Regions from separate parts of the Homo sapiens genome. Here all the other regions are linked to region 6. Evidence: chromatin loops called from intact Hi-C (ENCODE). Cell type or tissue: IMR-90. All regions are shown on one strand. Each heading gives the region's core, and the rest is flanking DNA. Links, peaks and the distances in the headings are about the cores only. Region 1 overlaps LOC105376126 (a long non-coding RNA gene). Region 2 has its middle 93 kb from the start of LINC02834. Region 3 has its middle 13 kb from the start of LINC02834. Region 4 has its middle 30 kb from the start of LINC02872. Region 5 overlaps LOC102724080 (a long non-coding RNA gene). Region 6 has its middle 170 kb from the start of DAPK1. Region 7 holds the start of LOC102724080 (a long non-coding RNA gene).

What was found. Hi-C counts contacts between places; a loop is a spot of excess contacts. Peaks named below come from ENCODE experiments on the same cell type or tissue, not always from the same donor. Only the 100,000 strongest peaks of a DNase experiment are listed, where the experiment ranks them.
Region 1: it touches region 6 in a loop (2.1-fold over the local background); 2 of 110 quality-filtered maps call a loop at or near these places.
Region 2: it touches region 6 in a loop (5-fold over the local background); 24 of 110 quality-filtered maps call a loop at or near these places.
Region 3: it touches region 6 in a loop (6-fold over the local background); 2 of 110 quality-filtered maps call a loop at or near these places.
Region 4: it touches region 6 in a loop (3-fold over the local background); 20 of 110 quality-filtered maps call a loop at or near these places.
Region 5: a loop joins it to region 6, with 11 times the contacts of the local background. A loop is called at or near these places in 89 of 110 quality-filtered maps.
Region 7: it touches region 6 in a loop (7-fold over the local background); 48 of 110 quality-filtered maps call a loop at or near these places.

Annotation. Positions count from the first base shown.
Region 1 is chr9:87,268,366-87,272,989 of GRCh38, forward strand. The region is part of intron 7 of LOC105376126 (a long non-coding RNA gene); the gene reads right to left. Among named protein-coding and RNA genes, the nearest start is that of LINC02872, 120 kb to the left of the region's middle. In IMR-90, for the core only: no CTCF peak of the experiment used is centred there; a DNase peak (open chromatin) is centred at 2,206; H3K27ac peaks cover 1,177 bases.
Region 2 is chr9:86,613,130-86,617,753 of GRCh38, forward strand. No RefSeq gene overlaps it. Among named protein-coding and RNA genes, the nearest start is that of LINC02834, 93 kb to the right of the region's middle. RefSeq lists an enhancer at 2,351-2,852. In IMR-90, for the core only: a CTCF peak has its summit at 2,515 (motif pointing right); a DNase peak (open chromatin) is centred at 2,232; H3K27ac peaks cover 1,303 bases.
Region 3 is chr9:86,719,474-86,724,097 of GRCh38, forward strand. No RefSeq gene overlaps it. Among named protein-coding and RNA genes, the nearest start is that of LINC02834, 13 kb to the left of the region's middle. In IMR-90, for the core only: no CTCF peak of the experiment used is centred there; a DNase peak (open chromatin) is centred at 2,528; H3K27ac peaks cover 2,263 bases.
Region 4 is chr9:87,116,702-87,121,325 of GRCh38, forward strand. No RefSeq gene overlaps it. Among named protein-coding and RNA genes, the nearest start is that of LINC02872, 30 kb to the right of the region's middle. In IMR-90, for the core only: no CTCF peak of the experiment used is centred there; a DNase peak (open chromatin) is centred at 2,830; H3K27ac peaks cover 383 bases.
Region 5 is chr9:86,431,492-86,436,115 of GRCh38, forward strand. The region is part of intron 1 of LOC102724080 (a long non-coding RNA gene); the gene reads left to right. Among named protein-coding and RNA genes, the nearest start is that of TUT7, 79 kb to the left of the region's middle. In IMR-90, for the core only: a CTCF peak has its summit at 2,657 (motif pointing right); DNase peaks (open chromatin) are centred at 2,670 and 3,100; H3K4me3 peaks cover 269 bases; H3K27ac peaks cover 185 bases.
Region 6 is chr9:87,322,681-87,327,304 of GRCh38, forward strand. No RefSeq gene overlaps it. Among named protein-coding and RNA genes, the nearest start is that of DAPK1, 170 kb to the right of the region's middle. In IMR-90, for the core only: a CTCF peak has its summit at 2,137; a DNase peak (open chromatin) is centred at 2,111; H3K27me3 peaks cover 155 bases.
Region 7 is chr9:86,411,750-86,416,373 of GRCh38, forward strand. It overlaps LOC102724080 (a long non-coding RNA gene), which reads left to right and starts at 2,092. Exons shown (of 2, transcript XR_007061636.1): 1 at 2,092-2,821. In IMR-90, for the core only: a CTCF peak has its summit at 2,713 (motif pointing right); no DNase peak of the experiment used is centred there.

The DNA of each region.
Region 1 (4,624 bases), core at 159-4,158, 54 kb before region 6:
AGCAAAGCATTTTAAGGGAGGATCTGGAAAGGCAGTAAGCAGATAGTAGGGGAATACTGAGCCCTGGGGAGAAAAAAAAACAAAAACCTCTATGATCACTGATATTATTATTTGAGTAGGCAAAGTATTTTCACATACATATTCTCTCATTTAACTTCCCTTCAGAAACCACAAGACGTATATGAAAATGTAAACTTTCTATCAGAGGAACCCATGCTCTGAAACGGCTCACCCAAGGTGACTTGTGAATGGGACTAGGGCCCATTTCTTCTATATCTTTTGTTTTGTTTTGTTTTGTTGTGAGACAGAGTCTTACTCTGTCACCCAGGCTGGAGTGCAGTGGTGCTATCTCGGCTCACTCTAACCTCCACCTCCCGTGTTCAAGCGATTCTCCTGCCTCAGGGGCCCGAGTAGCTGGGACTACAGGCATGTGCCACCACGCCGGGCTAATTTTAGTATTTTTCGTAGAGACAGGATTTCACCATGTTTGTCAGGCTGGTCTCGAACTCCTACCTCAGGTGATCCACCTGCCTCGGCCTACCAAAGTGCTGGGATTGCAGGCGTGAGCCACCACACTCGGCCCCATTTCTTCTACTTCTGAGTCCAGTGCTCTTTTTCCCGGGACACTGAGACTTAGTTCAAGATTTGCCTGGGGCTAAACACACACCAGAGGTGGACATGCCCTATGACAAAGGAACACATGGCCTCTCAGTGCCTGATTGGGAACCCAGCTGCCAGCCGTCACAGTGCCAAGATGGGGCAAGGGGAGGGCAGGCTGGAGCCTGGTACCCGCTCATCCCCAGCACTCCTGCCACACCTGGAACCACATCAAGCCCCGACAGCCTCAAACGCAGTGCCCTGGGGCCTTGACTTCATTTGTTTCTCACTTCGTATCAACAGTCAAGATTTAAAATTATAATAATAATCAAAATCATTGAGTCCCTCTGATGGCAGGACACCTGATGTACACTGGGCATTTTACATGAGATATTTAAAATAATTCTAACCACCCTTTGGGGCTGTTACTGCATCTTCTTTTTGTAAGAACACTGAGGCTCAGAGAGGTTAAGTGGTTTGCCTAAAGTCCCCCTGGGGACCTGCTGAGGATGCAGGCCAGCTGTGACCAGTGCTCCTCACAGCAGCACCACCACACCCCAGGGCCAACTGAGACACAAACATCAGTGTCCACAGGGGCCACGGAGGGAGGGAAAATTGTTACCAGAAAAAAGAGAGAGCACAACACCCACATCACTGCATAGACAGGGCTGCGACCTGGCCACAGTAACCTGGAAAACCTTGCAGCTGTGGGAGAATGGTGAGGAAGGAAGTTAGGCTTTCCTTCCTGAACCCCAAACCTTTCCTCGCCTCCTTTTCTCTGTTTACGAAATCTGTCTTTGATTACTAATCAACAGCATTTTCATTATTAACATAACTCTCTAGTACACGTGAACCATGCTATAATTAAACAGAATTTATGTTCAGTAGATTTATAAAAGTCAAAGAATAATGGAAGAGAGATTTGAGTGTGAAAGTGTGAAACGCAAACAATAGGAGAGAAAGTTGTAAAGCAAAACATATGACATTCCTTCTGCATTTTTCTCTTGATTCCCAAGCCTTAAACCAACATTATGTGCATGAAAAAATCATGATTGATTCTGGAAAATATTTTTTTAGGGCTCATTATTTTCCATCGAATCTCTTATGGGTAAGTTTTAAAATTTAGAATAAAAACCTAAATCCTTTGAATTTTCCATATAGCTTTTATTTTTTACCTCCAGCCCTAATCAAGTAGAACACATTATGTTTCCCCTATAGAAAAAGGTCTCTCTCATTCTTAAGCAGATTTGAAAGAAATTGTAAACCAATCCAGTCTCAACACTGCCGATACATCTGGCAAGGCAATCAGAGTCAACACAGACCACAGAAGCCCAGGCCGGCGCTGGATGTGAGCTGCAAGGATGAGGATGAGGACAAGAAGGGGAGGAATTTCACGTGCTTTTCTTTGTACTTGCCCAGAGTGAATGCCCGTCTCCTCCACTCTACTCTGAGCCCGAAGGGAGATCTCAGACACACAAAAGAGAATTCGACACTAGGAAAGTTTCTGTGTATTTCTTAGCAGTATTTTTCTAAGCATACGTTATGACGTACACCCTGGGTAGTGACTGTCTCCCCACGCGTGTGTGTGTGTGTGTGTGCCCACACACTCATCCTGACCACGGACTCTCCCCTCCTTTCACGACATCAACCTGCTGTGCCCCATTATCTCTGGCCTTTGTGGCTTAGAAGGTCAGAGACACTGTTCCCTGGATAAGATCCAGAAAAGGAAGGAAGCGGAAACAAAAATGTTTTTGCAGTGAAGTGACCTGATTACACGCAGAGTGACTATTTCTAAGCCATCCTATAACTACCCCCATTCAGCACTGGAACCAAGCCACAAAAGCAGCAGAGGCCTCCCCCAGTGCCGTTACTGGCTTGGTGAAAACTGCGACTGCAAATGACAAAGCTGGTCTTTATTCCTGAGTGATTGTGAGTGCGGTGGGGATGAAGAGTTTGGAGGGATAGGGACAGCTTTGCGGTGGCCAAGGGGCTTCCCCTCAGGTGAGTGCAGTTAAGGACAACTGTGGGTTCTGCACCAAAACATCAGGGTTGAAGTCTCGGTTTCACCATCTGCAAGCTGCATGACGTTAGATACGATTCATTAAAGCCTCTATGTCTCAGTATTCTTATCTGTAAAATGGGTGATTATGAATTGGTTGTAATGAAGTAAGTGAAGTGCCAGAAGGTAACAGTAGCTATTGTTATTGTATGGGGTCCTTACTAAGACCCACAACGCCCTTACCTCTCCCTCCCTCCAGAACATACGATTTTGCTCACAGGGTTCATCCTGGTCACTGATCTATTTCTCAAACATTCTATTTCTCACCAGGTCTCCATCCACCTTATCCCTCTTCCCTGGAGCGTATCCGTGGTCTCCTCAGAGGCCTTGTTAGCTCACCAACACCACCCCCACCCCAAAATGCTCAGCACTGCATTATCCTGAGGGTTTCCCACAGAACACTGGTCATTGTCTGAAACTGTTCACTTTAAAAAAAAAATACTCATTTATGCTCAGTATCTCCCACTTAGAGTGACCTACTTATCCCAGTTTGCCCGGGGCTCTCCCAGTTTGGGCAGGAAGCCCCTCGGTCCAGAGCAATCCAGGACAGCGGCTCACCCCAGAGCCCAGGAGAAGGCCAGGGCAGAGGCCACCTTCTTCACTCCGTGTCTTCAGCACTAGAGAAGGCCCGACTCACAGCAGGAGCCCAAAACACAGGGAATGGAGGAAGAAAGGCATTAATATTTTTCTAAGAATTGTAATTAAATCAGTCTATCCAATCATGAGAGACTCACACCTCCTCTGATTTCTAATCTACAAAGCAGAGAGAATAAAAGTGGAAGTTACCAGGGTTGTAGATTTTTTTAGCTAGACAGAGCTTTGCTGGAAGGATGAGCCCAGACCACGCCTCTTACCCTACCGGGGTGGGGGAAATTAAGGTCCACAGCCTGATGGTCATTGCTAAGGTCATCAGCTGGTATGTAGCAGAAACAAGATCTCTCAGGATACAACTTACTGAGAAGTATTGTATGAACTGTAAAGCAATACTTTGACATTAAGGTATTTACATTATTCTTTACTTGTAAATTTATGATCATTTTATCTCAGCAGGAATCCAGAACAAACTAGCCTTCATCTAAAGAATTATGATTTATCTAGAACTCTTGAGTTATATTAAACTGAAGCACTACCCCCATCCAAGTTCCTAATCAATTCAAATTGCTTAAATGTTTACATATTTTCAATTCCTTTTTTATAAACTCAGCTTAACCACTTCCTAAGACATTGCCACTTTTTGTCACATGTAGTTCTTTGAAACCAAAGAAGTAGCAACTAAAGATAAAATCGTCAATGGACAAAAATCACCGATACCCACAGTCAGCAAGGTCTCAATGCAAATTTGTTGGCTGCTTAAAAGGACCAGAAGCACTAGACAAAAGCATACACTCCCAATATGAGTTTTCAAGGTTTTGTTATCTGATATTTTATATGGTCAGCCAGATCAACAGTGGTCCTTGTTCACATAGAGTATCTCAGATGACAGATGGATATAAATTCATCCCCATTCATGCTAAGATCTAAATTCTATACATGCAGATAAAAGAAAGATATCTTGGAAGAAATTTTAACCTGATGTGAAATATAGCACTTATTAACCATCATTCTAATCATCTCTAGTAGATATTTAGACAGCATTTAGCAATTTGCAATAGGAGTTCAGAAATTATCTTGTTTGAACTCAAATGCAAATCAGTGGGAGCAAAATGATGAGAACTTATGAATGCAAAGAAGGAAACAACAGACCCTGTAATTAGTCAATTAGTTGACTAATTACGGAAGTTTTCATCGCTAGGAAGTACCTAAGTCATCGGAGATTATTTTCATTTCTAATCAACCTTCAAGTGACACTGAAGTTCCTAATACATTGTTTATTTATTTATTTTAAACTGAGACAGAGTCTCGCTCTGTTTCCAGGGCTGGAGTGCAATGTCCAATGACCCTCCTTGAAGGTGGAGGGTGGGAGGAGGG
Region 2 (4,624 bases), core at 378-4,377, 710 kb before region 6:
TTGGTGGCTCATTTCTCTAAGGAGAACCTGGGCTCATCACATTCACCACTGTTTCCCTGGGCAAGGCCTCCAGAGCCAGATAGTACATTATCCCTGAAATGAAATTTGAATCAAACACTTCCAGAACAAAAAAAGTTTTTAATTGTCTGTGAACTGTTTTGACATTTTTGTTGCCAGGTAGGTAGGTATGGAAAGTAGTTTTTAAAATAGACATCAGGATCTGTGACCTTTTGCCAGCACGGTCTGATGTCTGAGCTCATGTTTAGTTTAAAGGGCTACCCCTCCAATAAAGATAAGCTTATTAACACATTATTCTCTTTATTTGGCTTTTTAAACCATGATTCTCCTTTGAGACCCAAATTATTCAAACACAGTAAAATGTAAGAAGTGGCAGTGGTCCAGTAGACATAGATTTTGCAGCAATTCAAATCACAGAATTCCAAATACAAAAAACTCACATTTAGGATTAGAATATTGCTGTAGTTTTGTTTTCAAGGTAAATACAGCGTGTGTGTTTGTGTGTGTGTGTATGTGTGTGTGCATACACCATGAGGTCCTGAATCAAATTTGTTCTGTCAATTGTGTTATCAAAAAGAAAAATTACAGGCTAAGCATTCCTAGAGCAAATATGTTTTACTAATATCATATATTTACAATTTATACTCAAACTGCTTCCCAAAGATATTTGAAGCAATTTATATTAATAACTATATATAAAAAAATTCTGTTGTAGCAATGACTCTGTACCAATCAGAAAAATTACAAGCTATACATTCCTAAAGCAAATATGTTTTACTAATATTATCATATATTTATAATTTATACTTAAACTGCTTCCCAAAGATATTCAAGCAACTTATATTAATAACTACATATAAAAAATTCTGCCGTAGCAATGACTTTGTACCAGTCACTGTTCTATTTTTTACATACGTTTCTATATCTTCATATCTGTGTTTTCTGTTTATGTGTATTAACTCATTTAACTGTCCCCATTTTACAGATAAGGAGACTGAGGCACAGAAAGGTTAATTAGCTTCCCCAAGTTTACACGGCTGATGAGGGGCAGAGCCGGGATCCAAACCTAGGTAGTCTGACTTCAGAGCCCAGACCCATGCCCTCTGCCAGCATAATTAGAGTAAAACTGGACAATTCAATATCATACAGAAGTGAGGAAGGAAACAGACCTAAGGCATCGGCTAACATAGTCATTGTGATTAGATATTCAATGCGAGTCTCAAAGTCTTGGCAATTAAGACATAAATGGAAACATATCAGTGAGAGAAAGCCCGTCAGTTCAAAATTCCTGATGCTGAATTTATTTATTTATTTATTTAGACACAGAGTCTTACTCTGTAACCCAGGCTGGAGTGCAGTGGTGCAATCTTGGCTCACTGCAACCTCTGTCTTCCAGGTTCAAATGATTCTCCTGCCTCAGCCTCCCGAGTAGGTGGGATTACAGGCATGCACCACCACGCCCAGCTAATTTTTGTATTTTTAGTAAAGACAGGGTTTTGCCATGTTGGTCAGGCTGGTCTCGAGCTCCTGACCTCAAGTGATCCTCCCACCTCGTCCTCCCAAAGTGCTGGGATTACAGGCATGAGCTACCACACCCAGGCTGATACTGAATTTAAAAAGTAACATCATCATGCAAATGTTTTGGGGGGCTATAAGGCCTCGACTGGTTTACTCAGGATAGTTTAGTCAGCATGTATGTGGGGGAATGGCTGGGTGTCGACTGACCTCTGAGTCTTCCTCACAGGGGCTGGTACTGCTAGCACGGAGGAAATGAGAGGGGGGGACGGGTAATGCCTTCTGGGCCAGCATGTTTGGGGCAAGCAGGGTGTACCTTATGGGGACACACTTTCTGTCAGGAGCAGAGCTGGGCCTCCAAATGAAAGGCATCTGTTGTTCTCAGGCACATTCTTGGCATTTCATTTGAGAGAAATGCCTGATGGCCAAAATACCAGCAACGTGCTTGTAAATAACAAATTCCTCAGAGTTACTGAACACATCTCATCCTCTTTTTCAAAAAAGCTTACAATCATTCTTTTGCAGCTTACATAGATGTATTGTTTGCACACCAGGGTTTTTCCTGTCAAATATAATACATTCCTTTGTATCCTCTTGCAATGATTTTGAAACACACAGTTATCTACCAGAGACTTAGTCCTGAATTCTGGCACCTGAGCATGCATTGTCATGCCTTGTGAGATTCTCATTGAGTGTGCTGTGGGAACGAGCAGGCAAGGCCCCCACTGAAAGCATGGCTGATGACATAGGGTCAGAATCATTCATTCCTTCCACAAATATTTCATGAGTTAGTTCATGGCACATGTTAGGATCTACACTGGGGATTCAATAATGAATCAGGCGTAATCGCTGAAGGAATAGAAGGTCCTTTGGAAAAGTCTGATAGGACATATGCAACTATCATACAGAGTGATAGGTGGTAAAATAAAATTAATGACAGGGTGTTGTGGGCTCTTATTTCAGCAGGGGGCAGAAGTGAGCACAGAGAGATCCTTGAGGAGATGACATCCTAGCTGAGCAGTTGTTCTGAAGATGAGAGTAAGCAATGCTGTAGGAAAAGGCTGTTAGGAAGAAAGGGAGGCATCAGAAAGCCTGGGACAATGGGACAGCAGGTGCTCTGGAAACTCTAAGCAGTTTGGAATGGCTGTAGCACATGCAAGAGGTGAGCTGAGGGGCATGCACTGTCTGGGTCATTTAGTGCCGTGGAGCGTGCTAATAAGTTTGGACTTTCTTTTTTTGGGCAATGTGGAGCCAATGAAGAATTTTAGGTAAGGAGGTAGCATCGTCATCATCACTATCTTTTTCATTGCTCCTTTGTATGACTTATGTGTTAGACAATGTTCTAGGTGTAACATACACAGTATTGCAGTTGATTCTCCCAACAATTCTCTGAGAGAGATACTATTATTATTTCCATTTTGCCATGCAAAGATGGGCTTTAGAGAGTAGAGTCTATTAGCTTGCTGAGGCTGCCAGAATAAAGTACTACAGACTGGGTGGCTTAAGCAACAAAAAAATTATTATTATTATTATTTATTATTATTTTTTGAGACAGAGTCTTGCTCTGTCGCTCAGGCTGGAGTGTAGTGGCATGACCTCGGCTTGCTGCAACTTCCACCTCCCAGGTTCAAGTGATTCTCCTACCTCAGCCTCCCGAGTCGCTGGGATTACAGGCATCTGCCACCATGCCTGGCTAATTTTTTGTATTTTTAGTAGAGACAGGGTTTCACCATGTTGGCCAGGCTGGTTTTGAACTCCTGACTTCAAGTGATCTGCCCGCCTTGGCCTCTCAAAGTGTTAGGATTCAGGCGTGAGCCGCTGCGCCTGTCCCAAAAAATTATTTTCTAACAATTCTGGAGGCCAGAAGTCCAAGATCAAGGTGACGGCAGAGCTGGTTTCTCCTGGTCTCTGCCCTTGGATTGCAGATGGCTGTCTTTTTCTTATGTCTTCACGTGGTCTTTCCCCTGCACCTGTTTGTGCCCTGACCTCCTCTTCTCATAAAGACACCAGTCAGATTGGATTAAGGTCTACACTAATGACTTCATTTTAACTTAACTACCTCTTTAAAGACCCCATCTCCAAATGCAGTCGCAACTCAGCATATAACAAGAAGTAACTTGATCAAAGTCACAGAGCTGGTAAGTGGTGGTGTGTGGAATTGAACCCAGGCATTCTGACCTGGAGCCCGAGTTCTTAACCATTATGTTGTAAATCTCAGATTTGTGTTTCAGAAAACACATTGAATGTAGAATAAGGAACACACGCTGGAATGGGTAAAGTCAAAGTGAAAAGGACCAGTGAGGAGGCTTTTGTAACAGGTCTAACTGAGAGAGAATTGCACTGAACTCTAACAGTAGCAAGGGGAGTGCCCACAAATTGATACCTTTAGGAGAGATTAAGGAGGTATGAGAACATGGTGACTGAGTGAGAGAAGGGAATGAAGGAATGGACGAGTTGAGAACATCTCCTAGGTTTCTGGCTTGGACACTTGGTGGATGGGAGTGCTGTTTACTAGGAAGATAGGGAACTGACGCTGTTACCAAAGTCCTCTGCATTGAAGGTCTTTGAAGATCTTCATGACAAACCCTGCTCTCTCTGCACTACATGTTGGGGCTGATTGTAAGAATCATGGTTGGCTGATTCAAGATAGACAAGTATTTGCAGCTGCTCAGCACTCTAAAAAATGCATCTCTCTCCTCTTTCCAGAAAGGCTTAAGCCTTTCTTGAAATGTGTATTTTCTTCTGTTTTCCTTTAAATGTTACTTTCTGGATTTTCATACTTGGATTCATGGACTGATTTCTCTGTCTCCTGCTCTGTGCATCAGCTCAGTGAGAATTCGAGAACTCTCTAGTTGTATGTGTCTATGTGAGCATGTGTGTGTGCCTGTGTATGTGAGTGCTGTGTGTAGTCCTAGGTTCCACCAGCTCTGTGGTCACATGAAACTGTAATTGCATTGAACGTGGAAAGATTAAGTGCTTAGTTATGAATTCAGCTTAATAATGGCCCAGGCGTGGTGGCTCACGCCTGTAATCCCTTTGTAAAGCACTTTGGGAGGCCGAGGCAGGAGGATCGCTTGGGCCTGGGAGTTCA
Region 3 (4,624 bases), core at 178-4,177, 600 kb before region 6:
GTCTGGAGGAGGCTGGAAATGGGCTTTAATTTCTTCGTCTCACTTAATTTTGTGTACCACTGGACACACATGGGGTGTGGCAAATGGAAAACAAGTAAGCTTTTATTTTAGTTGTGCCATGGGAAACTGGGTTCAACCATGTCTGCTCCATGTTTGTTCCATGGGCAAATGGAGTTACTTTTGAGGAAATATGTGCATTAGTTATCTATTGCTACATAACAAATTACTCCAGAATTTAGCAGATTAAAACAACAGTTATTATCTCACAGTTCTGCAGATCAGAATTCAGGAGTGGCTTAACCGGGTGGTTCTGGTTCAAAATCTCTCACGAGGTTGCAGACAAGGTGTCAGCTGGGGCTGCAGCCCTATGAAGGCTCAATTGGGGCTGGAGTGTCTCCTTCCAAGATGGCTCTGTCCCATGGGTGTTGCAAGAGGCCTCAGCTCTTCGTCACTTGGTGTCTCCATAGGGCTTCTTGAGTGTCTTCATGACATGGCAGCTGGCTTCCTCAAGAGCAAACCAAGTGCATAGGTTTGCATGCACACTCACGTGAGAGAGTAAGAGAGAGAGAACAAACAAGAAGTCACAATAAATTGACCTAATTTTGGAAGTCACACAGTTTCGAAGTGGGCCTCTAAGTACAATCTACTTTTAAGGGCAGAAAAATTAATGTCCACCTTATGAAGGGAGGAATATCAAAGAATTTGTAGACATATTTTAAAAGCAGCACACCACGAGTCTCAGAAGTCATTGACATGAATGTGAATCTCCAGTCTGTCTCTTATTCATTGCGTTGCTGGGGACAAATTGATGAATCTTTGAACTTCAGTTTAGTCATTTATGAACTGAAACTCAAAATACCTACACTGCAGTGTTATTGATAGCATTAGAAATTCTGCTTATAATATATCTCAAAGAGTTCCTAGCCTAAAGTTCGTGCTAAATAAAGAGTAGATATGGGGATGATAATGACCGTCATGGGGATGATGATAAATAACCTTGGGTAAGTGACACAGTCTCTTTGCACCTCATTTGGTTTATAATATGTACACCATGGAACTGTATCAAGAATAAATACTGTAATTTATGGAAAAGAAGTTCCTGGCAGAAAGTATATTAATTTCCCCACTCTTTTGAAGAAACACCAATAAAATGATATTTTGGCTGTTTTTGTTGCTACAATGCATCATGTTTAAAAAACCATTAACGTCATAAATATTAAAATTTCTAGAGCACAACCACTGGAAAAAATAGAGGACTCACACCGTAAAATCCACTGATCTAGACAAAAGTGCTCATCTCTCCATTAGAGCAACGATTTTCTTGTGTGATTTATTGCACTGATTGGTGGTTCTGTGTCAGCCGGTCCTTTCTCGGAATTATACCTTGAGATGACATTTATCATGTCCCCTAAAATACACACTTACACACACAGATACACATCAATCTGTCATTTAGTACATTGCCATCATCCAAAAATAATTATTCTCTGGATGATGACTTGACTGGATATGAAAATGGATGGAAAATATCATAGAGTGAGGCATTTGATGGCAGATGCTTTTTCACTCTTTCAAAATGATGCTTTGCCGGGAAGCCAGCGGGACTTTTGGTATGATATTGGGGTGAAAGAGTTGCCTGGTGTTGCGTAGCTTCCCAATGGGGCGATCAAATCTCAGAACCCAAGCTCAGAACAGTAGCAGAGTGGCCCAATCACCACTATTTTTTTTTTAAGCTGGGTCCCTTGTCTCCCAAAAACCATTTAATTGAGCAGTTCCTGGCAAGGTTACTCCAGCAAAGCACTGTCTACGTGTGGTAATTTCAAGGTTCCAGGAATTTAAGATAATGTTGGCAAAGCTACCATTAATTTGAGGAGCAAGGGAAAGCAGTGTTGTAACAGTGATGCAAATGTGGGAAGAACTAGGAACAAAGGCCATCATGTTCAGGTCTCCCTTCCTTTCCACCTCCTTAGTCAAAGGCAGGGTGGGTGGAGAAGGTTCCAGTTTTCCCTGGAATGAATTGTCAAGACTTTCCCCTCCAGGCTTGAAACATGTTCCCCTCTGAGCCACTCAGCACTTGTCAAACCGGTCTTTACTTGAAAGACACACGGCATCAACATGAAGGTTGTCACATAAGTTCCCCTCTCCCCAGTTTCTGAGGGTTTTGAAAGATGTCACATCCTGCCTCTGGAGCCAGCAGAGCAGAGTCTGCAGCCAGTCCTGCAGGGGAAGCTGCCAGGGGGCCAGAGACCCCCCCCCCCACCCCCACCGCCCCCCGCTCTGGAGAGGGTCCCTGGCTGGTTTCTGTAGAGCAAATGAAGGAGAAAACTACAGACAAGGCAGGTGAGGGGAGACAAAGCAGGCAACAGGAGAAGTCAGTTTTATGGAGCTTGCAGACCTGAGCTCAAATATTAAAAATGCTTTCATCAGTCTTCTTAATCCAAAGAAATTCTTTTTGGCTTAGATGGGAGGAAAAATCAGTCCCTTAAGGGGAAAGCAAGAGGAGAAGGAGGTAATAAGGATGTGAGTCAGACGCAGGGAATTGCTGGCAAATGCATTCGTTTTGGGAGGCAGAGGAGGACTGTTTTCAAGCTGCTCTAACGTTACAGGCCACTGATAACACCCGCCTGCTTTTTATTGATTTCTCCCTTTAGTTATTAAAAGGTTTGATTCCATTAAGTGGGGGAAAGGTGAGGAAAAAAGAGCCATTTTTTTTTCATGCTTATTTTTTTCTCCTCTGGGGAATAAGCGGCACTTGGGCTCCAAAGCTGTGTTTTTCTTTGGGTTTTGCCTTTTAATAGGGGTTGAAGAAAGTGGTTATAGACATTTGAGGGGAAATAAAGCCTGTGGTTTATTAACAGGGCTGGTTTTAATCAGCAGTGATTTGACTAGGGTAACATTAGAGCTGCAACAATGATAGCTGATACTATGATTTTCTATGCTTTTAACCCCAGACTGAAGTCTTGTGGGTTCATGGACAGAATTCATTTGTTCCCCTGGCCAGGCTGTGGGGAGGAGTGTTCTGTGACAGCCTCAGGTAAGGGGAGGAGAGGGCTGGGGACTGGGGTAGATGCCTCAGGGGTTCTTCCCTGCTGGAATTCCAGCTGCTGGGAAGCAAGCTTCACAGATGGAGGGTTTTGAAGGACCAAAATGGAAGGTGGGTTTGGGACCCCATTTGGCCACTCTGTGTCTAGATCCAGATGGATAAATATTCATGAGCTTATCTTTCCAGACCTGAGGCAAAATCTCAGATCATGACACCTTACACTCTTATTAGGAAAGTCAAGAAAGAATAGGCCACTTCCCAGGTGGAAGGCTGCTCTCAAGTGAAACCTAGTCTTGTCCTACCCAGGATGAAATCTTTCGGAACTTTCGCACCCAGCCCATTATTTACTATAGCCACTGCCAAATCACTGCTAACATCCCAACAAATTTGGGATAAAGATCAAACTCCTATATTAGTCACCAATTATGATTTGCCATCTCTGCAGCCAGCAGTAGCAACAGGATTTCTGGGAATGTTCTCTTTAAAAGTAAGACACTTTATTTTTCAGCATATTTTCTAAAAAAGGAGAAAAAGAAGATCAACATTTACCCGTGTCAACTACAAGACCTGCCTGCTTTGAAGATGAATAAGGTCATTTACAAAAGCTTATGGAGAGGCCCATGAGTGCGGGGCTGATGGGGGGAGTGTGAGTGGATGGACTCAGCCCCCAACAGTCCTCTTGATTTTCTGTAACATTCTGTGTTCATGTGTTTACATATATACAAGCTACTCTTCCCAGCAGTAGAAGAGTGCTTGCTCTCTTGCTCTTGTTCTTCTGCTGTCTTGTTCTTGTTTCTTGTTCTCTTGTTGTTGTTCTCCCAACTGAGAAGCACTGACCAATCCCCAGTCTCTCTCCCTTGGTGCCCCGTGTGAAAGGGGCAGGTAAACAGGAGATGGTGCCTGAGATGAGAACAGAACCAATATGTGGTACAGGGAGGAATCTGAGAGGTCCCCTAGCTTGAAGTCAGAGTTAACTCACTCCACCCACCCCCCATCTCTTGCTTCCTCCTCCCCCTCCTCCCTGACCACATCCCCTCCTATCACTCTGCAGTGGCATCTCTTGAAGGAAGTGCTCACTTCACAGCAATAACTCCCTCTCGGCAGCTGCCCCTGCCCCTGACTGCACGAGGTGACCTGCAGGAGCCAGGTCTTACCATCCTGGCTGAGGAGTGGATGCCCAGCTCTGGAGCAATAGATTGTCTGTCTCAGGAATATGAGATCCTGGGACTCACAGAGGGCAGGATTTGTTAGCGTGGAGTCCCATTAATGACAGTATTCTAGAGCAGTAGTTGCCAAGCATTTTTTTTTCCATTATGCTTGGGTGAAAAAAAAAATGGGACACATGTTCCTAATATGTTTATATTTATAGGTTATCTACATGTATTACTATTACTAGCTAATATCTCAAGACCTACTATATACTTAAGGTTTTTAAAATGGAAGGTAAATATGGCCCAGTAGTAATGAGCACACTTAGCACCCAGATCTTAGTTTCTAATACTGTTCTCCAGTGAGGAGAACCACAACTCACTGGACAAATGTGTGATCCTAGGATTGGGAAATGAAAGGAGCATCTTATAG
Region 4 (4,624 bases), core at 389-4,388, 210 kb before region 6:
ATCCCTGGCCTTCTCTCAGGCTCCCTGGACCACAGTAGCCAATGGAAAGCTTGCACTTAAGCCTTGTTTCAAGCCCTCCTTTCTGGGAAACCCAGGCAAAACATGTAATTCCAAAACATTCGCACATGGGAAATACCACGCACCATATCCCATTTCTGAAGAGCCATGTTGCCTGTTAGCTTCTTAAAGGTTCTGAGGAATCCTGCACCTAAACAAAGAAAACAAAACAACGCAAAAACTTTTGCTTACTATTTAACTTTGTTTACCAAAATTACCAAATTATCAAACTTATTTTACCATGAAACACAGTTGAAAAACAGCTCTTCAAATCTGGGTGTGTAAGAAACACACCTTGGCAAATGCAAATCTAGAGCTTGCTATACCCACATTGAGGATTTAGGGCGTTTCTGAGAGTTTATTTACATGCGTGCTTGTGGTGGGTTGAATGATGATTCTCAGAAAGGTATTTCCATATCCTAATGCCTAGAACCTGTGAAGGTGACCTTACCTGGAAAAAGGATCTTTGCTGATGTTTTTAAGTTAAGGATCTTAAGAAGAGAAAATCATCTTGGGATAACTGCGGTAAGCCCTAGTTCCAAGGACAAGTGTCATTATCAGAGAAAGAGGAGGCGATGACACAGGGTACAGAGAGAAAGGCCATGTAACCACACGGGCCTTGGATTGGATTGATGCAGCCACAAGCCAAGGAGTGGCTGGAACCTCCAACAGCGGCAAGGGGCAAGGAAATTTTCTTCCCTAGAGCCCTTGGAAGGTGTACATCCTGGCTGATATCCTGATTTTGGACTTCGAGCATTTCCAGTTGCGAGAAAATAAATTTCTGTTGTTTTAAGTCACTCAGTTTATGATACTTTCTTACGGTAGCCACAGGAAACCAACACAGGTGCCTTGTGCCCAGTGGAAGAGACATTTAGAAGGGAACTGCCTTGTCACTCAGACGACTGAATTTGGAGTTGTTCAAGTCCCAGAGTGCTCTCTTTAGGGGCTTGTTTTTGTGCACACAGATTCTGAACACAAGGTCTATTTCAGGGCAGGGCAGAGTTGAGGAGAGGAGGCAGCTAAGAGGGATCCAGCACCTGGGAGACTCAGCTCTGCCTTGCCCAGCACCTGAGCACAGTGCACATCAGTCCATGGCCCTGGATCTGGGGTTTCCTCATTTGTGAAAGGTACTGTGTCATTACTAGCTTCCCCTCCAGCTCCAAAGTTCTGGGATCAGCTACAAGAATCCTTAAACAACAAGTTCTTCCCATGTGTTTTATTTTATTTTATTTTATTTTATTTTATTTTATTTTATTTTATTTTATTTTATTTTATTATTTGAGACGGAGTCTCACTCTGTCACCCAGGCTGGAGTGCAATGGCGCAATCTCAGCTCACTGCAACCACTACCTCATGGTTCAAGCAATTCTCCTGCCTCAGCCTGCAGAGCAGCTGGGATAACAGGCATGCACCCCCATGCCGGGTTTTTTTGGTGTTTTTTGTTTTTTTTTTTTTTTGTATTTTTAGTAGAGATGGGGTCTCACCATGTTGGCCAGGCTGGTCTCCAACTCCTGACCTCAAGTAATCCACCCGCCACAGCCTCCCAAAGTACTGGTATTACAGGTGTGAGCCACTGCGCCTGGCATGGGTATGGGAGGGAGGGGAAAAAAAACGAGTGTCCTCTTGAATTATCAGGGATGTGATTAATACATGAAAGTTGATTCAAACTAAGGCTCATCCAATATTAATGCCCAGACAATGCCAGCTCCTCTTATTTTCCACTTTGATTGAGTTAAATTTGGAATGACTATGGGGGCTACAAGTGCTTTTAAAAATTGGGGTAACAGTGGCTGAGTTGTCCTCAGTATAACTAGACCCTGCCATTAATTCCCTTCTAACACTTCACTTCTATTAGCTATTTATGAAGAAACACATGAGCAGCAGCCTCTATTGCAAACCCTTTTATAAATATAGATTTTCTGAACTTTCTGCAAAGATGTGACTTCTGTTATCTCACTTTTCTTGATGAGGTGTTTGAGGTGCCAGGAACCCATGGGGAGATGGGACAGATAAAACTCTAATGCAAAGACTCACTTACCATTAGTCTTCTTTTGGAAATACAGATGTCCCATTTTAGTGTTGCTTTTAAAACCTGTGACTGGCCAGGCACGGTGAATCATTCCTGTAATCAATCCCAGCACTTTGGGAGGCAGAAGTGGGAGGATCACTTGAGCCCAGGAGTTCAAGACCAGCCTGGGCAACATGGAAAAACCCCATCTCTACAAAAAATACAAAAATTAGCCTGGTGTGGTGGCACATGCCTGTAGTCCCAGATACTTGGGAGGCTGAGGTGGGAGGATCCACTTGAACCTGGGAGGTCGAGGTTCCAGGGATCGTACCACTGCATTCCAGCCTGGGCAATAGAGGAAGACTCTGTCTCAAATAAATAAACAAATATGAATAAAAATAAAACCTTTGACCTATGACTATTTTAGAAAAGTCAAATTAATTTTTTATAAGTTGAACTGTATTTACTTGAGCTGTTTACAATTTACAGGTAGCAAAGAGTAAACCAGCAGGTAGTTATTTGTGGATGAGAATCAGTCTCCTTGGGGGCCCCTGCCCCTGTCTTAGAGCGGGGTGCACCTGCGTGCCCACCTATCCTTTCTCTCTATTGCGAAGCTGTGCAGTGTTGGCCCTTCCTGCTCTGCCAACCTGCTGGCAGCCCTGTACAGGGTTTTGCAGGACAGCCTCCAGGCTATAGTAAGCAGCAGAGATTCTTGATAATGGGCCAGATGGAAAACACAGTGACAGCTTTGGATTCCTTCCAGGGCCTAGAAAGGCAGCACTACAGATACAATCACTTCTCCATAGGGACTTTAGAAAAGAAAAAAAGTTACTAACATCTCTAAAATCTTTCCACAGAGTCAGAAGTAAACAGACTTAGCAAGGAGCATATATTTCATGAGGACATCTTCACAGGGCATTCGCAGGATGTCAGAATCATGGCCTTGGTGGAATGAAGGAAACGCAGGACAGGAAACAAGGAGGCCTGAAGTGCAGCCCTGGCCGGCCCCTCCACGCTCTGGGCAGCACCGCAAGCAGACCCCTCGCCACACGGAGCCCTCACTCTTCCTCTGTAGAAGGAGGGGAGGAGACCAGATTCTCGGGGTTACTGTGAGGACACATGCGATGGAAGGAAATGTAGTTTGTCAAGATGGCATCTGTCATACATATGCAAAATGTCATTAGGGGCCGGGTGTAGTGGCTCATGCCTGTAATCCCAGCACTTTGGGAGGCTAAGGCGGGTGGATCACCTGAGGTCAGGAGTTTGAGACCAGCCTGGCCAACATGGTGAAACCCCATCTCTACTAAAAATACAAAAATTAGCCGGGCTTGGTGGCATGCACCTATAATCCCAGCTACTCGGGAGGCTGAGGCAGGAGAATCACTTGAACCTGGGGGTGGAGGTTGCAGTGAGCCGAGATCATGCCACTTCACTCCAGCTTGGGCAAAAGAGCAAGACTCTGTCTTAAAAAAAGAAATTGTCATTAGGGAAGATCCCAGAGAGCACTTCCCTGAGAGGGGCATGAGTTGTTCTTGGATGATTCTCTATGAAGAAGCAGGAGGGCACCCTACATGTCCAAATTTCCTTTTTCGAGAAAACAGGGTAGTATTGAGATTCTTTACCTTATGAGGTAGCCAAACACTTACATGTACTGTGGCCAACGTGAGTATGCAGTGACTACAGATTGTTCTCAGAATAATTTGTGATTAAGGGACCTGTGGTGATCTCATGGGGTTACATCCAAGAGTTAGAGAGCTCCGCTTGGGTGACAGAACAAAAGAAGGGTAAAACCTGAAGACTCCCACTCATCAGAAGGTTACGAATCTACAGCTGCCATCACTCTCCTCCCTCCCCTTTGTTCTTGGAAAAATATGTCATCAAGTGGAGCAAGAAAGCTGAACAATTTTTCCCACAGAAATTATGCATAATTATGGGTCTGTGTTCCTGGTCAAGAACTTGGCATTAAATGGACTATTGATATGCTGCAAACAGAAAGACAGCACGACCGCACGTCACTACATTTCTTTAAACTAAGAATATTATGTTCTGGATGGTAAACAGTTCCAGCCAGAAGGAATCTGAAAGGTGGCCAAGGCCAACATCTCACTTCAGAAAAACAAACTGAGGTCCAAAGTATCTCCTCTGGTCACATGGCTAGGTCACCCAGGGGCTCCTGATTCGATATTTTTTCATACCCTGCTCTTCCTTTGTGAAAAAAAGATCAGTATGAAGACCGTGCTATCCCCTCAACTATTCAAAAGGGTGAATAGGTGAGGAAAACGCAACTCAGGGGGTTTTAAAAACTTGCTTGAAGTTGCATGGCTCTGAACCATCTAAAATTAATTGGTATTTATTATGGCCACTAGAGTAACCACTGACTAATGTAGTCTGAAGCTAGGCACTTAATCTCAAGCCTTGATACTCAGCAGAGTGGGCTGTGGATCAGCCATGTCAGTGTCCCCCAGGATCTTGGTAGAAATCCAGACTCTCAGGCCCCATCCCAGACCTCATGCATCAGAATCTGCATTTCAACATTCCTTCCAGAAGCATTGTTTTTTT
Region 5 (4,624 bases), core at 379-4,378, 890 kb before region 6:
ATACATTTTTGGAGGACACATTCAGTTTATTGCAGTATTTTTCAAGTCTCCTATTTTCTTATTGAAACTGGGTAACTGAAACCTCCAACCATGATTACTGAATTATCCATTTCTTCCTTTAATCCTGCAAGTTTTTGCTTCATGGATTTTGGGACTCTGGTATTAGATGCTTATATGTTTATAATTGTTAGGTCTTTTATCATCATAAAAATCTTCTTTGTCTTAAAGTCTATCTTGTCTTCTATTAATATGGGTCTCTGGCCCTCTTTTGGTTACTGTTGGGTGGTATCTTCTTACTTTTAACCTCTTTGTATCTTTAATCTAAAGTGTGTCTCTTGTAGACACAATAGAGTTGGATCTGTTTTTTTTAAAAATCCATTCTGTTGGTGGGGCATGGTGCTCATGTCTGTAATCCCAGCATTTTGGGAGGCCGAGGTGGCCTGGTCACTTGGGGCCAGGAGTTAGACAACAGCCTGGCCAACATGGTGAAACTCCATCTCTACTAAAAATACAAAAATTAGCCAGATGTGGTGATGGGCGCCTGTAGTCCCAGCCACTTGGGAAGCTGAGGCAGGGGACTCGCTTGAACCCGGGAGACGGAGGTTGCAGTGAGCCAAGATTGTGCCACTACACTCCAGCCTGGGCGACAGAGTGAGACTTTGTCTCACAAAACAAACAAACAAAGCAAAACCCATTCTGTCAATAACTGTATTTTGATTGTAGTGTTTAATGCATTTACATGTAATGTAATTACTAACAAGGTAGGATTTATGCTTTTCGTTTAAATTTTTTTCTATATGTTTTATGTCCTTTTTTTCCACTATTTCTCCATTATTGCCTTTTTGTGTTAGAAATTTTTTAATATACAATTTTGACTATACCTCTAAGGCTGTTTAAAAAAATCTCTTAATTCTCTTGCCATTCTTTTGCTATATATTTTGAATTATTTTCTTAGAAGTTGCACTGGGGATAACAATTAATATTAATTAATTTATAATTAATAAAGTAATCTAGTTTGGATTAAAACCAATTAAATTTTATAGTATATAAAACTTTGCTGATGGACCGTATTTAATGTAATATTATTCTTTTCAGGAAAGTTAAGTTGTTAAGTATGATTTATTTTTTATACCTTTTTAGGACTTTTCATATCATTCTATGTCAGGCCATGTATTTCTTACTTCAAATAATTTCTAATGTAGTTGAGGAGAAAACCAAACATATGTGAAAAGTCAGATGGCAGTCAAATCTTTAAATACTAATTCAAGGCAATAACAGATATGAGTAACAACTCTAGACAGAAAATGTGTAGTGGCTTCATGACAGGGTATTTCAGAAGATCAGTTGATGTGAAACCCATGGCCCAAGTTAGTCAAGGAAGACTTCATGGATTTGCAATTTGACCTTAGTATATGTGGAAGTGTACAAACTCATTGATATGTAAAGAAAATAAATGGGAACTCACCAAGCTAGCTTCTGACTTTTCAGTGAGGTCATCTGTCTACTTCTGTATCCACAGCACCTACAACACTGCCTTACACATTGTAGGTGCTCAGAAAATATTTATCAAATGATCAGATGAATGCATTTGGTTGAATAAATCAGTTAGGTATGGAATTGGAGCTTTGCAAGAGAGGACATATATTCTGGAGCATCAGCTTTGGACCATTTGCTAGGTAATCGATAAGGGGGAAACAGAGCTGGTAGGTCATCTGAGTCACAGTTTGCTGCTTTCTTTCTTTCTTTCTTTTTTTTTTTTTTTTTTGTAGAGACACAGTCTTTCTCCGTCACCCATGCTGGAGTGCAGTGGTGCGATCTCGGCTCACTGCAACCTCCGCCTCCCGGGTTCAAGCCATTCTCATGCCTCAGCCTCCTGAGTAGCTGGGATTACAGGTGCATGCCACCACGCCCAGCTAATTTCTTTTGTATTTTACTAGAGACGGGGTTTCGCCTTGTTGCCCAGGCTAGTCTCGAACTCCTGAGCTCAGGCAATCCGCCCGCCTCGGCCTCCCAAAGTGCTAGGATTACAGGCATGAGCCAGCTTGCTCCTTTTAAGAGGAGTTCAATTGCTGGTATCATTTGGCCATTATTCCTATTAGTTTTTGAGAATCAGAGAATGCCACAGTTTTCATTTTTACTTAAAAATCTATGCATCTATAGTCTTTTTCAGAGAGTTCAGGGAAAAAGGACTTATAGGGACACTATGAGTTTGTACAATTCAGTAACTGAAGAACAGAGTGGCAAAAGTTCTTCAAATACTGAGAGAAGAGATGCTAGGAAATGCATCAGAAACATTATTTGAAACATCTAACAGGGTTTTTATTTCTTAGTTTCCTATATTTAATTCTTTTTTTCCCTATATTTAATTCTTGACTCTCTATGGTAGTCAACCTCAGAAAATTTCAATACTTTCAAGAATTATCACATGAACAGAATTTAAGGTTTTAAGCATTTTTTTTTTTTGCTCTTTAATGTGATCTGTTGTTAACAATTACCATAAATCTTTACTTAAGATTTACTTTAAGAGACTTGCACCACCCTTCTATTTTTTGGTCATTAGAGACTTTCTAGCGAAAATGCTAGAAAGCTAAATGAAGACTAAAAGGCTGCTTTCTGGTTTAAATTCATCTGTACCTGCAGTTGCAAAGCCAGTAGAGGGAGCAGTGTACCTATTCTTTGATTTCTGGAATTGCAACTACTTGGATGGACTGAATTTCAAACAATCTGCATAATCAAGACTATTTCACCCAGAGAGAGGGAGTCAGGGGCTACAATTTGTTTGTTTGTTTGTTTGTTTGTTTGTTTTGGCAATCATGGCTTTATGTTAGGGTATTAGCAGAGTTACAGAGTTGCTTTATTACATTGAAGAACTTTGATGAGGTTGCTGTGTGAGGACTGTTCTTCCATTTTGCTTCCTTTAACTAAAAGTCATTTGAGCATTTTGTACCAAGTCCACAAAAAGCTGGCTGAGTAAACTCATCAGGTGGATTAGATTCTCGGTATTCAGGATAGCTTGCGCAACCGGGTGGGCATGTTCGCTAATCCCTGCAACTTTGATGTGGCTGCAGAGTGGGAGCTGGGATGAGTTCTTCCTCCCTGACTCACTGGTTTCCACTCCACGAGACTCCAAAGTCTGTCCCGCACTGTCTCTCTAGCTGACTTAGCAGAGATAGGACCCCTCCTGTTCTATCTCATCTGACTCACTCCCACGGAGTTATTTTTCCTTAGCGACAGGGCCATGGGCCGAGCAAAGGAGGCAGCACTCCTGTCTCACCACTCCACCCCCTTTAACAACTGTTGTTTTATGTAACATTTTACTTGTCTTTTCACCATTGGATTCTCCCCGTGTTTCTAGCTACCAGCTCATAGCTTAGGTGGGGTTCTTTTCTTTGTCTTCACTTACCTTTTTTCATTGAAACAGATGCTTTAGCAATATTATCAGCCCATCTTTGCTAACTTTTTTTAAATTCAATTCTTTTGTTTTTTTAATTTTTTTAAAATTTGAGAATGAATCTCACTCTGTCGCCAGGCTGGAGTGCAGTGGTGCGATCTTGGCTGACTGCAACATCCGCTTCCTGGGTTTAAGCGATTCTCCTGCCTCAGCCTCCCAAGTAGCTGGGACTACAGGCACACATCACTGTGCCCAGCTAATTTTTGTATTTTTAGAGACGGGGGTTTCACCATGTTGGCTAGGCTGCTCTCGAACTCCTGACCTCGTGATCCACCCGCCTCGGCTTCCCAAAGTGCTGGGATTACAGGCGTGAGCCACCGCCCCCGGCATGGTATTCAATTATTTTGACAGTAGCTCTTGGTCTTGTGATGTCGCTTCCATTTCTTCAACAGGTATTTATGTCTTTCCATTTCTTTTTGTTTTTGTTTATGCCTTCTCTCTCCAGCTAGAATGTGAAATAATACCTGTGGCTGAAAAGAAGCTCTTTTGACCCAGGATCCTGGTCCTCTGCATAACAGTCAAGACCATTCTCATTTGCCTGAAAGTGTTTTAGAGAAGAAAGAGAAATTCAGGACCAATCAGCAATTCCCTTTTCCACTCTTATGAAGAAAGAAAAAGGATTTGTGTTATTTGAGATTTAAGTTACTTCCTTTTTTCCTATGACAGGTTTTGGTAAATGCCCAGCTCCAATAATACGTTAACATTTTCAGAGTCAATCTGGGTTATAAGTAAATAAACTCCATTTTGATCTTGTTCTCGTTGGTTCTTTTTTACTGTCACTTTTAGGCCTTTTTTGAAAGGAGAGAGAGACATTCTCTACCAGGTCAGAATCTGCCCTATGCTTATTCCAGATCAGTATGCTTGGTCCAATACTCAATCACTAATCACTTACGTGACACGCTGTGTGAGTGAGACTAACTTTTGGCTATTCTTAAAGTATAGCTACAGTGAAAACATCATTAGGAATGCCTCTGGCTACTGTATTCAGAAAAGATACTAAGTATAAGAATTTTGGAAAGTCAGCTTTATCCTTTAAAAAGGTGATAGTTTGTGATTCCATTTGCTTTACTCTTATTTTGCACTCTGTTCAGAGATCAAGAAGGGAACTGGTTACCATTTATTGGTGCCTCTCAAGCCCCTCCATGCCAAGATAAGATGGGAAAAGTTGAGTTT
Region 6 (4,624 bases), core at 245-4,244:
CTGGTCTTGAACTCCTGACCTCAAGTGATCTGCCCACCTCAGCCTCCCAAAACACTGGGATTACAGGTATGAGCCACTGTGCCCGGCCTGAGTTTCTTATTCTGAGCTGAAACAAAGCTCAAGAGAGGGTCCAGAAAGGCTTCTGCATAAACAACTGATACCTGAAAACAGGCAGATTTTCAATGACAACGCCTTGTTTTGCAGCACCGTGATGTCAAGATTATACTGAATTGTGTGAATTAATTTGTTTTATAGATGAATCACAAACACTGGTTTTATTCCTAAGTAATATTTGATGAGTTTCATAACAATTTTTTTTGCAGAACCAAGAAAATAGATGACTCACAAGGGTAATAAAATAGGGTTCTCTCATTTCTCTTGGCAAAGCAAGCAGTCTCCATAAGTTAGTTTTTCTAAATACTTTTTTTTAAGCCAATAAAAAAATCTGAATGTGAACATAGCTATGGGTCATAAGATTCTCCAAGGGCCACAAGCACCTCTCACCCCGAATGTTAGATATTCTTTCTCAGAAGAGTCTCTAAAAAGAGAAATTTTCTCTCTCTTTTGAGTTATAAATAATTCACTTTACTTTTTCATCTTTGATATTTTCTGTGTTGAATATAATGTGGCAGAATCATTTTAAGGTGGGAAAAATTGTCCTAGCTTTCTTTTTTTTTAACTTTTTGGATTTCTTTGTGAGACCTTTTTTATCACCAGGCAAATTGGGGTTCACGTGTCACCAAAGCCAAGAAAATATGACAAAGCCAGAGTGCTTGAAAACAGCTGCAAAAAATTTTTTAAAAAAGGAGGGAGGGGAATGCAGAAGGGGAACAAAAAACCTTTTAAAGACAGTCAAGAAAGATGAGGCAAGTTTTGAAATGTTAATAAAATATGGAAAGATAAAACCATAACACAGTTCAGTTTTGTACCACACAGCATATTTTTCACGAAAACTGCATTTCTTTTTTTTTTTTTTTTTTTTTGAGACGAGTCTCACTCGTCGCCAGGCTGGAGTGCAATGGCGCGATCTCGGCTCACCCCAACCTCTGCCTCCCGGGTTCAAGCGATTCTCCTGTCTCAGCCTCCTGAGTAGCTGGGACTACAGGTGTGTGCCACCACACCCAGCTAATTTTTGTATTTTTAGTAGAGATGGGGTTTCGCCATGTTGGCCAGGATGGTCTCAATCCCTTGACCCTGTGATCCGCCCACCTCAGCCTCCCAAAGTACTGGGATTACAGGCGTGAGCCACAGTGCCCAGCTGGAAACTGCATTTCTCATCCCCATATTCACTTCATCTAGGCCAAAACCTTCTCTTACTATCCCCAAGATCATTATCCCCAAGGACTGTTGACATCATTTCCAATATTAAGATATATTCAAAACAAGTTCCTCCTTATCTGTTCTCTTTTGACATTTGTGCTGTGTTCATGCAACTGTTCAGAGGGCCCACTTTTCCACTTTGACTTTTCTCTCTGAGTCTCAAGGGAAAACACTTCTGATTTCATGGCCTGGACGAGCTGTCTGCACTGTCTCATCCTCTCACTTTCTCCATCATTCATTCATTCACTCATTCAGCCAAGGCTTGCAGACTTTACAGTTGAAAGACAGCATAGTGAAGCGTGGGTTTTAGAGCCAGACTGCCTGTTTCTTACCAGCTCCGTGACCTCAGGTGGTTGACTTACCACTCTGTGCCTCCATTTCCAATCTGTGAAATGGGAATGATGGCAACTATTCCCAACATTATAGAATCAGTGTGAGGATTAAATAAGCCAATGTTTACAACACACTTAGTACACAGCAAACCCTCAGCAAACATTTCTATTGCTATTGCTACCTGCAACTAACTTTTATTTGGTGCTGGGTATTTCTGAAGGAGATACAGAGGAAAAAAAATGATCTTTACCCTTTACCTCTCCCTGGGAAGATGTACTGCCACCCAAACTCAACAGATTTTTGTTTTAAATCACTGCAGCTAATTGTATTGACTTTTAAAACATGGTTTATTTGAGTATTGTAGGACCGTAGTGATTTCAGGCATCTGCACAAGTAACTTTATACACTAAGGTTAATATTGGGTCGTGAGCACAATCTCCCTTTCACCTTTGTTCCATCTTTGCTATGGAAATGGCTCCTCTCAGTGGACAAAATGAGTAATTACATATCCACATCCTCCCATTTAGAGGTCCTGTTCACCATAGTCACCAACATCATTAGTTAATTATTTAATGGAATTAAATTAAATTGTTTGTGTATAAATCTATTTGCGCAAAGATTTAGTCCACAAATTCAAATCCTATTACAATCGTACAACATCATAATTTCCTATCAGAAATTTAATACTGAGCTGTCCCCAACAAAACTCAAAGACATATTTCTACCTAATTAAAATGATGTGTATTCACCTAAAGATGTTTGTGAGGAGCAAGTAGCTTATATGCTTGTTTAATCCAAAGAATGTTTTAAAGGTTCGTCTGGGCCCTTGAAATCAGCAACATGAAATTGGAGGCCCCTATGTTAAGTGACGTCTCTTTACAGTAACTAGATTAAAAGGAGTGAATTGTCTAAATGTATGTTAGTTGAACATATACATTTATATATGTAAAAATATACATATACATTTTGTTGAATTCAATCACGGATGATGATGATGATGATAATGATGATGATGTTGATGAAGATGAAAATAAAGATCACGATGATAGCTAACACTTATGCAACATTTACTACATATGTGTCAGGCACTGTTTACAAACCTCACATGAGGCATTTCACTTTGTCCTCACAAAAACTCTTTCTAGTAGATGCTCTTATCATCCTCACTTTACAGATGAGGAAAGAGTCACAGAGCTTCAAACAACTTGTCTAGAGTACACAGCTAGGAAGTTGCTGAGCTGCAACTTGAACCTTCTTCCTGTGCCTAACAACTACACTATTATTCATCTTCAATAATGATTGGAAATAAAAAACTTGAATGGTATATGAACATTCACTTGTAGAGTTGGAATAAGTTATATGTATTCATAAGCATATGGTTAGTGAAAATGAAATATTATTTACAAGAAAACATTCCAAAGAAGATAAAGAGATAGCAAATAAACCCATGAAAGCATGCTCTACCTCATTAGTCATTAGCGAAATGCATAAAAAGACCACCACACCTCTATTAGAATGGGTAACTTAAGGCCGGGCATGGTAGCTCACGCCTGTCATCCCAGCACTTTGGGAGGCTAAGACGGGTGGATCACTTGAGGTCAGGAGTTCGAGATCAGCCTGGCCAACATGGTGAAACCCCATCACTACTAAAAATACAAAACTTAGCCAGTCGTGGTGTGGGTGCCCATAATCCTAGCTACTTAGAAGGCTGAGGCAGGAGAATCACTTGAACCCAGGAGGCAGAGGTTGCAGTGAGCCGAGATTGTGCTACTGCACTCCAGCCTGGGTGACAGAGCAAAATTCTGTCTCAAAAAAAAAAAATAATAATAGCAACTGGAAAACCTGTGCATTGCTGATGGAAATGCAAAATGGCACAGGGTTTTTGGGAAAGCTTTCTCTTATAAAGTTAAACATTCACTTATGACCCAGCAATCTCACTCCTAGGTATTCACCCAAGATCATGAAAACACATATGTCCACACAGATACCTGCAGATAAATATTTACAGTGGCTTTATTAATAATCATCAAAAACTTGAAATAATACAACTATCCATCCACTGGTAAATGCAGAAACAAACTATTATACATTCATGCAATGGAATGCTCCTCGGCCATAAACAAACACATTGCTAACATGTGCAACAACATGAATGAATCTCATGCTAAGTGAAAGAAGGCCACTCAAAACGCTACGTCCTATAGGATTCCATTCATGTGACAGTCTCCAAAAAGCAAACCTCCAGGGAAGGAGAATGGATCATTGGTTGCCAGATACTAGGTAGAGGAAAAGGCACAATGACCCCTTGGGATGATGAGAATGTCTATGACTTGATTTTGGGGGTGGTTACATGAGCATATGTGTTTTCCAAAATTCACAGAACGATGTGCCTAAAAAGGGTATTTTTTTTTTACCATGTTAGTTATACCTCAATTTGGACATTAAAATATAAAAGAAGGGAGGAAGGAAGAAAGGACTGGCTGGGTATGGTAGCTGGCACCTGTAATCCCAGCACTTTGGGAAGTCGAGGTAGGAGGATCATTTGAGCCCAGGAGACAGAGACCAGCCTGGACAACATAGTGACAACCTGCCTCTACAAAGAATAGAAAAAATTAACCAGGTATGGTAGTGCATGCCTATAGTCCCAGCTACCTGGGAGGCTGGAAAGGAGAATCGCTTGAGCCTGGGAGACATAGGCTGCAGTGAGCCATGACTGCACCACTGCACTCCAGTCTGGGTGATGGAGCAAGATCCTGTCTCAACAAGAGGAAGAAGAAGGATGAGGAGGGGAAGAAGGAGGGGGAGGAGGAGGAAGAAGGACTAACAAAAGACTCAAAGAAGAAGGAAGAAGAAGGGGAGGAGGAGGAGGAGGAGAAAGAAGAAGAAAGAAGGAGGAGAAGGAGAAGAAAAGAAGAAGAAGAAGAAGAAGAGAAGAAGAAAAGAAGAAGAAAGAAGAAGAAAGAAAAGAAGA
Region 7 (4,624 bases), core at 239-4,238, 910 kb before region 6:
GTCTTCAAAAAGTCCATGAAAAATATGTATTGTGAAAAAACTGTGCATGGATTTAAAATTCTTTTTTTACAGCAAATAAACTTGTACTAATTTATTATAATATATCTGAACAGGGTCTAGTTTGAGGCACTAAGGAGGATAATGCATCCGTTTGAAAAGAGTCCTTATAAGAGAAACATGGATTCTGCTAAAATTCAAGCAAGAACAGACATCACATTTGTGGTGAAGCTTGGGTGGAAGAATGGTAACATCACTGATGCTTTACAAAAAGTTTATGGAGAAAATTCTTCAAGTGATAATTTTACAAATGAATAACTTGTTTTAGGAAAGGACAGGGCCGTGTGAGGTGGCTCACGCTTATAATCCCAGCACTTTGAGAGGCCAAGGATGATTGCTTGAGGCCAAGAGTTTGAGACCAGCTTAGGCAACAAAGTGAGACCCTTTCTCTACAAAAAATAGAACATTTACCTGGGTGCGGTGGTGCATGCCTACAGTCTGAGCTACTTGGGAGGCTGAGGCAGGAGGATTGCTTAAGCCCAGGAGTTTGAGCCTGCAGAGAGTTACAATGGTGCTACTGCACTCCGACATGGGTGACAGAGTGAGACCCTGTCTCTTAAAAGGAAAAGGAAAAGAAAGGACAACATTGTTGAAGATGAAGCCTGCAGCAGCAGACTATCCACATCAATTTGCAAGGAAAAAATTTTCTTGTTCATACCCTAATCAACAATACAAACAATAGCCATCATCATAGACAAAGGAACATCATTATTAGGACTGAAAATTAACAGCACAAACAATAGCCAACATTCTCGACATTTCAACTGGTTCAGTTTACACAATTCTGACTAAAAAATTAAAGTTGAACAAGCTTCCCGCTCAATGGGTACCAAAACAGTTGTGCCTGGGTCAGCTGTGGACAAAAGCCGAGCTTTCCGTGGAAATTTTAAATACATAGGATCAAGATCCTGAAGCATTTCTTCAGACTAGTAACGGGAGATGAAACATGGCTTTACCAGTATGGTCCTGAAGACAAGGCACAATCAAAGCAATGGCTACCAAGAGGTGAACGTGGTGCAGTCAAAGCAAAAGACGATGGGTCAAGAGCTGAGGTTATGGCAACAGTTTTTTGGGATGCTCAAGGCATTTTGCTTGTTGATGTTCTGGACAATAACATCTGACTATTATGAGAGCATTTTGAGAAAGCTAGCAAAAGTTTTAGCAGAAAAACTCCTGGAAGAGCTTCACCAGAGAGTCTTTCTCTACCATGACAATGCTGCTGCTCATTCCTCTCAGCAAACAAGGTCAATCTTGCAAGAGTTTTGATGAGACATCATTAGGTGCCTATCCTCCAGTCCTGATTTGGCTCCATCTGACTTCTTTCTGTTTTCTATTCTTAAAAAAATCTTTAAAGATCACCCATTTTTCCTCAGTTAATAACATAGAAAAGACAACATGAACATGGTTAAATTCCCAGGACCCTCAGTTCTTTAGGGATGGACAAAATGGTTGGTATCATCACTTAGAAAAGTATCTTGAACTTGATGAAGCTTATGTTGGGAAATAAAGTTTATATTATTTATTTATTTATTTATTTATTTATTTATTTATTTATTTAAGACAGAGTCTGGCTCTGTCGGCCAGGCTGGAATGCAGTGGCACGATCTTGGCTCACTGCAATCTCCACCTCCTGGGCACAAATGATTCTTGTGCCTCAGCCTCCCGAGAAGCTGGGATTACAGGCACACACCACCACACCTGGCTAATTTTTGTATTTTTAGTAGAGATGGGGTTTCACCATGTTGGCCAGGCTGGTATTTTTATCTTTTAATTCTTTTTTTTTTTTTTTTTTGAGACGGAGTCTTGCTCTGTCGTTTAGGCTGGACTGCAGTGGCATGATCTTGGCTCACTGCAACATCTGCCTCCCAGGTTCAAGTGATTCTCCTACATCAGCATCCTGAGTAGCTGGGATTACAGGTGTGCACCATCATGCCTGGCTAATTTTTGTATTTTTAGTAGAGACCGGGTCTCACCTTGTTGGCCAGGCTGGTCTTGAACTCCTGACCTTAGGTAATCCTCCTGCCTTGGCCTCCCAAAGTGCTAGGATTACAGGCGTGAGTCACCGTGCCTGGCCCCCATGACCTTTTCGAAGTCCCCTAGTATGCCTTTACACCCATTTCTAGAATGATTCCCAACATTCCTTCATTTATTCCTTTATTTATTGAATAAATAATTATTAAATGCTTGTCATGTATGTTCCAGGCTTTGCTCTAGTAATTTCGGATATATCAATGAACAAAGCAGGAAAGAAAAAAAAAAAAGGCAAAATCTCTGCCTTCCGGGAGCTCACATTCCCACAGGAGTCACAGGAAACAGCCAATGACCAGTAAGCATCACAAAGAAGTCATGCCAAAGAACCAGACAAATAGCTGGAAGGAAGAGGGGAACTCCTTTGTGACGCCAAATGGGCCAAAGGGTCGCTGGGAAAACTAAGCCTTACTGTCCATCTTGCCTTCAGGATAATGTGAAATATGGCCTAATTTTTGAAGTTTTTTTCTTAGAAATTTTACTGAATCCAAAATAAAACAAGAAGATCATGGTGGATATAGCTTCCAAATTTATTCTGCAATAAAACAGGTTTGAATCTAGATATACAAGCAAATAGCAAATAATATACATTCTTTTTTGCAGAGTCCAGAATTCTCTTTTCTCAACACTAGATGGCAGTAGAGTTAAAGAAAAAAATCCCAGCAGTTCTTTGTACAGGGATTTGGTGATTTTTCCCATAAAGCTGCGATGAGGATGAACTCAGAGCAAAATCTATGTAAGTAGAAAGTTAAATTACAATAGAGGTGTGAAATGATGCTTTAACATGTCACACGCTCATTTTGGCAAAATGTGTTTGGGGCAGAACTCTCTCTCTCCCTCTCTCTGTCTTTCTCTGCCTGTGTGTCTTTACAGGGTAAGCCTAGACAGAATTAGAGAACCATTAACTCTGACTCCTAATACATGATGTTAACTTTAGGTTGGTGAAAAGTCAACTTAACTTTTTTTTTTTTGGGGACGGAGTTTCGCTCTTGTTGCCCAAGCTGGAGTGCAATGGCGCGATCTCAGCTCACTGCAACCTCTGCCTCCCGGGTTCAAGCGATTCTCCTGCCTCAGCCTCTAGAATAGCTGGGATCACAGGCGTGCACCACCAAACCTGGCTAATTTTTTGTATTTTTAGTAGAAACGGGGTTTCACCATGTTAGCCAGGCTCGTCTCAAACTCCTGATCTCAGGTAATCTGTCCACGTCAGAGTCCCCAAGTGCTGGGATTACAGGCATGAGCCACCACGCCCAGCCAAGTTAACTTAACTTTATCCTTTAAAATTGCTTCTGGGTTTGTTAACTTTTTTTGATGCCATTTAACTGGTCCGCTCAAGATTGGTTAGGTCTCAGAGGACATTTAGTGTGAAAATGGGAAACTCTGAGGAAGTCAGCTTTTCAGTGGTGTTCAAATGTTTTAGCAAGAAGTTCAAGAGTAATGTCAAGATGCTCAGAATATAACACTAACAATAATGAATGCGTGGGAGAGGGGGAGATGAAGCAACTGTATTCAGCTGCTAACATTGATGAACCTGGGCAGAGGGTGTATGGTGTTCATCCTACTATTCTCGTAACTTTTTCATAATTTTAATTTTTTTCAAAATAGAAAATAGAAACAAGTTATCACAAAATGTGTAGCTTAATGCCTACAGGTAATAGATGCATAGAAGGAATTACTATGTAGCATAATCACAACTACAGCAAATACACCGAACATATGAGTCTAAGAAGTCCTGGATGAGATGGATCTTTCTAGAAGGCCAAGTCTTGACTAGTGACTGGGCCCTGGTCTGGTATTCATTCGTTCCATCATCCAAGTGATATTTATGGAAAAACTACTAAGTGTGAGACTATGAATAGGGGTTACTGCAGTGAACATCGTAGACAAAGTCTCTGCTCTCCTAAAGCTCACATGCAACTGGAAAGACAGAAAAAGGCAAATAGGCATTTAATAGATTGGGTGGTGATAAGTACTAGAAAGAAAACAGAAGCAGGAAGTTAAGATAGAGAGTGACAGGGTATTACTTTTACTTTAAATAGGGCGGTCAAGGTAGGACAGCCTCTCTGAGGAGGGGACATGGGAGCAGAGCCCTGAGAAGTGAGGTGTGTGGACTTTGTTCATATCTGGGAAGGATGTTCCAGGCAGAGCATGTGCCTGAAGAGCCAGAAATGGGCAAGCAGCGAGTGTGACTTCAATGAAGTGTGGGTGGGAGTCAGGTGGAAGTTAAGAATGGACAGGTACTAGAGCCAGATCTGGCTGTGTGGGCCAGCAAGTCAACACACATTGAAAATAAAAGCATCATTAATGCCTAACATCTATTATCAAATAGCTTTGTTTGGAAAATGGTTTGGTGGTTTCTCGAAAAGTTAAACAGCAATTCCACTTCTAGGTATATATACTCAAAAGAGGTAAAAGCAGTGTCCCACACAGATACCGGCACACTCACGTTTATAGCAGCATTATTCACAAAAGCCGAAAGGAGGAAGCAAACTAAGTGTCCATTGAATGATGAGTGGATAAGCAAAAGGTGATAGAGACA